Regions from separate parts of the Homo sapiens genome. Here region 2 is linked to region 1. The links are chromatin loops, found by intact Hi-C in ENCODE. Cell type or tissue: heart left ventricle. All regions are shown on one strand.

Evidence for each region. A loop is a pair of places that touch in the nucleus more often than their neighbours do. Peaks named below come from ENCODE experiments on the same cell type or tissue, not always from the same donor. Only the 100,000 strongest peaks of a DNase experiment are listed, where the experiment ranks them.
Region 2: a loop joins it to region 1, with 3 times the contacts of the local background. A loop is called at or near these places in 3 of 110 quality-filtered maps.

Annotation. Positions count from the first base shown.
Region 1 is chr12:89,209,493-89,214,492 of GRCh38, forward strand. No RefSeq gene overlaps it. Among named protein-coding and RNA genes, the nearest start is that of DUSP6, 140 kb to the right of the region's middle. In heart left ventricle, no CTCF peak of the experiment used is centred here; no DNase peak of the experiment used is centred here; H3K27ac peaks cover 2,174 bases.
Region 2 is chr12:89,129,476-89,134,475 of GRCh38, forward strand. No RefSeq gene overlaps it. Among named protein-coding and RNA genes, the nearest start is that of LINC02458, 110 kb to the left of the region's middle. In heart left ventricle, no CTCF peak of the experiment used is centred here; no DNase peak of the experiment used is centred here; H3K27ac peaks cover 95 bases.

The DNA.
Region 1 (5,000 bases):
ATCCTATGTGATTTTAAATGTGATGTTGTTTTGATCGCTAGGGTGAGAAGAAATATTTAACACATGGAATCCAATCACTGGGGAAATGTTTAGAACTCTTTTTTTCAAAGGTTTAAAAAAAGTTAGAACAAAATTTTCTAATTCTCCTTTAAATACTTTTTGAAAATAACAACAATAAATAAATAAAATCATTTTTTAAAGTTTTAGAATATAATGTTTAAAGGTTATGAAAACTTCAAATAAAGTTCACACTTAAGTATTATGAAAAAAACTTTCATATTTTAACAATTAGGGTTATCTACTCTGCAATTCTTATAACGTTAGGAACGTCAGCTCTCAAGAGTGCAGGGCTGTGTCTGCCTGGTTTCTGGCTCTGTCTCCAGCAACTAGGAGTGTAGGGTAGTGCTAGCTCATATTATGTGTTTAAGTATTTGTTGAATGGATCAATAATCACATACATGTACTAATATAAGAGACCTCATGAATTCAGTAATTAATGGCTCCCATTTGCTCAGAAAAGGTAACTATATGAGAGGATGGGTATGTTAATTTGCCTGTGGTAGTCATTTCACTATCTATATGTAAATTAAGATAAGTATATATCAAAACTTCATGTGCTCCTTAAATACACAATTTAAAGAAATCTAACTGAACAAATATATGCTGAGGGCTTCTGCATGCCAGGCTCAGTTTTAGGCACTAGGGATACTGTAAACAAAACAGAAAAAAGGAAATTATTTATCCCGTTGGAGCTTGCCTTCTAGTTGGGTGAGACAAAGAATGAACACTCTAAGCAAGTAAAATATATAAGGGCTAGTTGGGGATAAGTTGTTAGTAGAAAATTAAACAGATAAGGCAGATACAGCATGTCAGGTATGGAGAACAGCCTGGAATGTTTAAGGTCTAGTGAGGGGAAGGCCAGTGTGACTGCAGCAGATTGAGTCAAAAGGAGAAGAGAAGGAGACAGGCTTGTAAACACAATGGCCATTATGAGGCTTTCACCCTGAGTCAAATGGAGAGCCATTGGAGGTTTTTGAGCAAACATCCAACTTATAGCAGACTCATTCTGGCTGCTGTGTTGAAAATAAAATGAGGCAGAGCTGGAGCCAAAGCAGGAAAATCTGGGAGGAGGCTATTTTAACCATCCACGCGAGAGATGATGCTGGTATTTATTGTACACCATGTGTCAGGCAGTGTGAGAACTGCTTTATATATTTGATATTTACATGCTCTATTATCTAATCCTCACAGCCCTGTGAGTTAAATCTTATTGTTGCCATTTTATAGATCAGGAAACTAAGGCTATCAATGGTAAGTTAACTTGCCTAAATGTACTAGGCTTGTAGGTGGCAGATGTAGGCTCAAATATAAATCTGTCTGTTACCTTACCCACTGCAGTGCCACTCTACATTTTCATACTCATTTTGCAAATATTTTATAATAATTTGTATCAATATATATCCAGAGATTGTGATAGCACCCACTTTATGGGTGATACAGCATTAATAATGAGACACCAATTCATCATTCCAGCTCTGTTCTCTGCTTCTCTATGTCGTAAACCTTCTGCACCATCCAAAGCAACTAGCTCATTATTTCCTAAACATTTATTGAACATTCCTGACTATTATAATTATAGGCTTTTAGAATTAAAAACAAAAAACTTAGACAACCTGACACTCAAAACAGGAGCTCTATCTATAGCTAGCTTGATAATAGGTCATTGGTCTCTGAATATTATCAAGTAACAGAGAAGGTGTTTATTGTTGGCTGTACCCATTCACATACTGACATGAGACACTTCCCGGAGAATCCCAGAGATTCTTGCAAAAGATCTTTCAAGGAGTTGGCCACATTAAACGTTTGGATACAAGGCAATAACATTCACATTAGAAAAGATACCCCATCAGCCAGGCATGTTGTAGTAATGAAAGCTGGGACTAAGAGTAAAAAAAAGCAAAATTCTGCTATCACCTCAATTCTGCTTCTGTTATCATTAGAATGCTAAGATTTCTTGGCTTGAATATCAAATTTAATATTTTTTAGATGGCAGTTCATTTTTACATTCCTCTATAACTCATGAAGAAAATAACTGTTGAAGGGACAGAAAAAAATGGAACCATGAGTTTTAAGATTGGAATCTCAGTCCTGTATTTACTACCACCTACACATGGGTTTCAGGAAGTGGCTGCCAACCAGATCCTATTACTGCTTTACACAATCTGCCTATTCTATGGCATGACACTAAATTAAATCTTGGAGAATGTACTAGGATGGAGAGGAAAAGAGCAAATAGCAATAGATCGAACACCTTGGAAATTCCAACTATTGGCCTGGCATTGTGGAGTCTTCTGGGTTCCCTGAATGGAGACTATTATTCCAGAGATTGGTAAAAACACAATACAAAAGGCTAGAGACAGGAGATAGGAGGCTACTATTGGTTCTTCCATTTTTCACAGTGCATCAGATAGTGACAACAGGATTATAATTACAAAAGCTCCCTCACTTCTTTAAAGTCCCATCTTGCTCTACCCCCTGGCTCAATGCCTGGGTGCCAAAAGCTCAGGAAGAACAAGATCAAGGCAAAATTAACAGGTGAAGTTTAACACAAAACCTTGGAACAATTATCTCCATTGAAGCCACATCAAGTGACTTTAGGAAAGCAAATCAACTACACATTTTCTTAGTACCTTTGCACAGAAGATTAAAATTAGTAGTATATCTGCTTATACCTGATGATCTTTAAATATCATTTTTGTGCTTTCCCTGTGTATTAGCATGAAAAGTTTAAGCACACTGACTTCAAAACCAGTGAACAGAGATAAGAGTCCTGACTAGAAGTCCAGGTTACTAAAATAAAGAGCTTTGTATGGTGGTTTCTCATATTGCTATTACACAATATCATGTAACAATTCTCTCCTTAAAATTTCATCCCAGGCTACTGCCTGAGATACAAGTGAAACACCAGGGTGGACCTGGGGCCGGCTCTGAGGCAACTTCTTTAGAACAGGATGTCCTCCTTCCTTTAGGTGACAGGTTACATACTGAGAGTTTTTTCATCCCTATTGAAAACATCTCATTTGCTGCCAAACTATATGTAAGGGAAAGAAGCAAGGTCTGCCCTCAAAGGCTCCTTGGAGACTGAAACCAGAGAATAGCCGGACATACACGCAGTATGAAAAGTCTAAATTAAACAATGGCTTTACAAGAGCACCTTCCCATGTGACTTTGAATCAGAGTAAAGGGAAGTTCACAAAAATCAAAGCAGTAAAAGGGATCTTTATTTGGAAAGTACTCATTAACTGGGCAAAGCCAACCTTTAGGAATTAGATCTGTGAGGAAAATCCTCCTGGCAATGAAATCAGGACTTTGAATTCTACTGGCTCATAAAATAAATAATAATATCCACTTACAGTTCTATATTACCTTTCAGTTTACAAAGTGGCTTCCCATAGATTATTTTATTTTATCTTCACAACACTCGTCTTACATAATGATGCCTGATTATTCCCTTTCATGGGTTAGGAAATTGAGGCTGGAGAAGCAGACCGGATTTCCTCAAGGTCACATAGTTATTAAGAAGCAAAGCCCAAATTGACATTTTGGTCTCCAGACCCCCATTTAGGAGCTGTTTCTTTGTTGCATCTCTAAAGTTAGTAAGCCATAATTTTATATTATCATATCTAGGTATACGTTCATTTGTAAAAGCCCCTGGTTACTTAAGATCTTGAAAAAGAGTTAGGCTAGGCTTAGAATAAGGCAGAATTTCAAGCTGTTTTATATGTTCCCTGTGACAATGGCAAGAATCCAAGGTACATTTTGAAGACAAATAAAATGAACAGTATTTTTTTTTTTGAGACAGAGTCTTGCTCTGTCACACATGCTAGAGTGCAGTAGTACAATTTCAGTTCACTGCAACCTCTGCCTCCCAGGTTCAAGTAATTCTCATGCCTCAGCCAACCAAGTATCTAGGACTACAAGCACATGCCACCACACCCAGCTAATTTTTGTATTTTTAGAAAAGACAGGGTTTCACCATGTTGGCCAGCCTGGTCTCGAACTCCCGACCTCAGGTGATCTGCCCACCTCGACCTGCCAAAATGCTGGGATTACAGGTGTGAGCCACCATGCCCAGCCCAAAATGAACAGTATTTTTGAATTTCATAATAGTAATATCAAAGGCTAAAACTACTGCACATATTAGAAGCTCTGTCAGTGGAAAAAAAATCAAATTTCCCTGATCAACTTATAAACTTGAAACAAGTTTTTTCTAGGGCTCTCTCTTCACTGAATTAAATACTATGATTTTGAATGTTGAAAATACTTGAATCTTGCTTTTAGTACACACAGTTGTAGAGTTGTGCTTTTCCTTTTTTTTTCATTGTTTATTTTTTAACTAATGTGAGCTATCTTAAAACAGAGAGCTATGGTGAAAGGGCAATGGTTAAGCAACCAGAGAGATCAGGCTTTGAACCCAGGCTCTACCTGGATGATCTGAGTAATTGATTTACTGAGAGCGTTATCTACTTAAAGGAAGCAAAACTATCATTGCTTGATTCCCACCAGAGTATGGAGGCAAGCCTGGAAAATAAGACATTTAAGAAGAAAGAAACAGTATTCTTAATTAAGGAGGGGTGCAAAATAGTGAAGACCACTGGAATTCAGCAGTTCTAATTCACTAAAGTCATTTCAATCTTTCAGGTAGCCTTTTGAAATAATCAAAATGCTATGGAAGAATGTTGTACTTTAAATGCTATGAAAGATGCTATGTTCCATAACATTTAAAGTACAACATAATGTTGTACTTTAATGCCAGTCATTGCCTGTGGCCCACAATTCATTTTCAGAAAGTCCATCCTGCTTGTACCAAGTGACACTTAGCACCCAATCTGATGGAAAAACACCCACCCAATGGAGAATCCATCCATAATTCAGCAAATCAGATTCTCTGACCTGGGTATATAGAATTTAGCATTAGCAACTGAGACAGTGAGATGAGA
Region 2 (5,000 bases), 80 kb before region 1:
AAAATTGCCCAGGTAACTGAACTGCATTTGCTTCTCTCTTCCCTACTGCTTAGTGTGTAACAAATAGCAACATCTTTAAATGGCAGGAAACAACAAGACAAGAAATATGTCAGCATCTGTATTGCTCAGGAGATGGAACATTATGCAGGTTTGTGCAGAATGATTGGCTCTCAAGGGAGTAATTAGTATTTGGCGCACTTCTTACTGGCGCTACCTCAGCTTCCCTGCCAGAGGATTCTGAGAAAAGGTTTGTTGTTTCAGTTTCAAAATTGCATTTTAGATTGACTCTTTGAATAGAGTGCATGTAGGGACAAATGGCACAAATGTTTAGCAAGCGGTGTTTGTATTCACATTCTGTCTCTGAGCCTCAGGTCCATGACAAGCTTATTTTTTAGAAGTCTAATAAAAAATTGATATTAAGAAATTTAAAGAAGAGTTTTCAGCAGCCAGAAAACATAGCTTTTATTTTCAGATATGAAGATGACAGAGCTTCAAAGGAGGTTGTGGGGGTTTTCTTTGTCAAGCCATTTGCAGATGGCCAAGTTTATTTTTAAATTGAGAAATAAGACCCTATCCAATTTTGAAGACCAAATTTGTGCCAAACAAAATCAACCTGAAGTATTGGTCCACTTTGAAGAAGAGCTATGGCCAATGAAAACGTAATGATGTCTCTGATTTGCAATGAAGTGCATATACAAATTGATGAATTTCTCTCTATCTCTCTCTCTCTCTCTCTCTCTCTCTCTCTCTCTCTCTCTATATATATATATATATATATAGTTTTTGTTTGTGAGATGGAATCTCACAAACATAGTTTTTGTTTGTGAGATGGAATCTCGCTCTGTCATCCAGGCTGGAGTGCAGTGGCGCGATCTTGGCTCACTGCAAGCCCCGCTTCCCGGGTTCACGCCATTCTCCTGCCTCAGCCTCCCGAGTAGCTGGGACTACGGGCGCCCACCACCACGCCCAGCTAATTTTTTGTATTTTTAGTAGAGACGGGGTTTCACCTTGTTAGCCAGGATGATCTCGATCTCCTGACGTGATCTGCCTCCCTCGGCCTCCCAAAGTGCTGGGATTAGAGGCGTGAGCCACCGCGCCCGGCCTACTCTATTTTTTAACACTCTCACAGTGCCCTCGAGGCCTTTCCTTCACTTCCTTGCAACATCAGCCAGCTCCCCAGAGGACATGGGGAGCCAAGGAAGCCTATTAGAACCAACTGGTTAGGCATTCCTGTCCACAGCCTATCATGACTTTGGAAGAGCCAAGAGAAAGAAACAGAATTATTTTGGGGATACTATTGTGTTTAGCTTATTTCAAGACTGAACTAATTGCAATAATAGCTTTGAATAGCCTTTCAATGAATCTGAAACTACTAATGGATAAATGACTATTTGTAACTATACCACATACACCCTTTCTCTCCCTCCACCCACACATATATGTACCCAGCTATAATGTGTACATGCCAGCACACACACACACACACATCACATGCATGACATATGCACACCAAATACAATATATCACACATATTCACACTAACACGCCAATAAAAGACCCCCCCAAACACACACATGCTTTATGAAAACACACATACACATACACAAAGCACACAATACATAGCCCACACACATGCACATTCCACAGGCATACACACACTACTACATACCAATACATACACTGCATGCCATACAAATATATACATATACACATCATGCATACACCATATACACCATGCACGTGCATATACAACATAAACACATAACGCAAACACATACCACAGACTATACACACCACATGAATTTATCACAAACTCATATACACATCACCCCAAATGCAAATATACACACATATATCACAAATACACAGACATATGCATATGCAACACATATAGACATAGCCCCACACTACATGCAAATATACCACATACACACATGTACACATAACACATACAAATTCACTACATACACATATGAACCACATACAAACACACCCCCATGCCCAAATGCACAACACAGAACACACAAACTCCAAATACAAATGCATAGACATACATATCACAAACATGCACACACTGTGTGCAAATACACACCACACATACACAGCCACCATGTATCTATCTGTCCCCTATACAAATACACAAATGCCACACACATATACACACACTCCAAAACACACATATGCACAAACACAATACACATATACACACCCCCAAACCACTTACAAATACACACATACACATGTCACATCACACATAACACATATATACAAATCACAAGCAAATTCATCTTCATTTTCTAACAGAGATTCTGAAAGAACCTAGGAGAGGAAACCTACTGAAGAGAATTGAGACTTTGGGGTACAGTGTGTAAGCTGGATTCAGCTTGAATTTCAGCAATCCAAGTTCAGGAACCATGTTAATCGACTGCCTACAGATCATCTCTGGTTTTTTTACTCATGTATGTTGTGGTTCAGAAATTGGATTTTTGCCATTTCTGGACTCACACTTTTTGCTTCATCAGTTCATATGTTGACATAATGCAACAGAAGAGAAAGTTTGGAAAAGGGGTTTACTCTTTGGAAGACATTTTTATTTTTTCTATAAAAACTAGACCTTAAATTTTTTTAAATACTCTTAACCTCAAAACATTGTTCAATTTTCAATAAATTAATTCATTCTTTACAAATCCATATTATTCCTCTAACTTTCACAGGCATGCCTCAAGACCTCGATACATGAAAGCAATTACTGCAGATGCCTGGCTGTTGGCACTGTTCAGCTTTAATGTAGCAGTACAGAAAGTTATGCCTTCCACCTGTGATGACTGATCCTAGAACCTGCAGACAATGAGTCTAAGCTGAATACAAACAATAATTATCCAAGTAAAGAGCCCTTGTTCAATTCAATGGCGGTTCAATTCAACAGCGGCTCTTAATGAAACACTAATCTCTTCCCATTGATCACAGAAGAGTTATTTTAATTTCTGTATCTTTGACATTCTGCTTTTGGGTGCAGGAAAATCCTTGCCCGAAATATATGCTATAGGGAGGTAGTGTGGAGTGAGGTTCAGGGAGAGGGTTCTGGAGTCAGCTTGCCAGGGAGAAGCCAAGTCCAACTCTCGCGTTGAGTTGCTTACTAACTGGACATCCTCAGGCAAGTCACTTAAACCCACAACAGCCACTGTTGTTCACTAGTCGGCTTGAAGTATAGCTAGTACCTAGATCATAGGATTGTAGTGAGAATTAAGTTAGACAAAATGCTGAGAACAGTGGCTAGCAAAAAGTAAGCCCTCAATAAGTTGCAGGTGCAATTAATAGGAAAGAAGATTATAAGATTTGGTGCTTTTCTTGTCAGCATGAAAATTGAGGTGTTCACATTTATTAGGCATCTTCTCAAGGCTAAGCTTTGACTTCAACAATCCTGTGATATTAGATATGATTACCTCTATTTTTCAAATAAGGAAATCGATGATTAAAGAAGTTACAGTAACCTTCCCAATATCACACAGTGAGTGGCAAACTTGAAATTTGAAACAAAGGTGGAGTAATCCCAAAGTCTTCTTTCTTTCTACCCCACAACTTCATTATGCATGTTTCAAAGACCTTTCCTAGCTACCCTATAAAACTGTAATCCTACCTCCTAAAGGTCAAGCTAATAGTATCTGTCCATTTCTAGCCAAATGGATTCAGTCTAGTGTGGAAACATACTATATCAGAATAATATGGGAAAGGGATCCAAAGCCATCTTGATTATAGAATGTAACTTTCACCATGGAGGAGGGAGGAACTTACAGATAGTTTAGGTTTTATAGTTACCCCATAGAAATACATCTTCCCAAGATTATTCTGAAATGTGGAAGTGATTCAACGAAAAATGAAGACTTTTTTTGGTGGCATGTACAGGGAGAAAGACAAAGAAAAATGCACACTAAGAGAGAAATGAAAGAAGGAAGAGCAGAGAGAGAGAAAGAGAGAAAGAATTCATTTCATCCCAAAAGAATTGCAGAGGAATCACAAGACCCTATACATCAATATGGTGTATCCAAGGACGTTGAGAAGGAAAGTGATGGGTTCAGGACGCCAGGGTGTGGAAAAGGCCAGCTAGCCTGATAACACAGTACCAAAAGTCCTTTCTTCTTCCTATATTCTGTATCCAGCCCAGCGTTTAAAAGCCTCAAAAAATCAGCCCTCTTAGAAGAAAAACTGAGAAGCCACTCTAGATGTCCTAGAAGAAAGATAAATAAAAGTGCTGTCAGAGGTCATGATGGGACCTCATCTCCTTCTCCTCTGTCTAGTATAAAGGGTCCCACTTCTTCCATGGCTGCAGAATTGCAAGTCTGGTAAAAGCCTCCAGGATGGAGTGAAAGGAAAGGTGAGAAGAAGATGGTTAGAAAGTCTAGAAGGTGAGTGAGCTGGGATAACTGGGCCATATTTCCTAGGATTCACTACCTTAATCAGTGAAATTCTGGGATTAGAGTGCCTTCCCTCACTCTGCAGATTATCTGAACTTTAATGTTTTCACATCTTAGAAGATGACTTGGTTTCCGTTACAAAGTATCCAGTGTTTTTTATATATCCATCTCCCACATTCTCAAGTACATAAGGTGAGATTGTGGTGATAGTTCCATGTTTATGCATTTGGAAGAGAACCACAGCTTTTTCAGGAGCCAAGAAACAATACCATAGAAGAAGCGCTATTTACAAATAATTAAAATGCACACATGCATGTACACATACACACACACACACACACACACACACACACACACAGAGAGAGAGAGAGAGAGAGAGAGAGAGAGAACAGATGCAGAGAACAGACTCAGCCCTCTTAGAAGCATGTCAATGGAGGCATGTCAACACTCAATGAACAGGACGGCCAAAAGCCAGGAAGGTGAACTCACCTTTGGAACTGATAAGAGTCATTGTTTAGCTTTCCATTGTTCTTTGTTTTGATCTAAGGCTGCCTCTCCTATCACTTTCCCCTTGTCACAGTCTCTCAT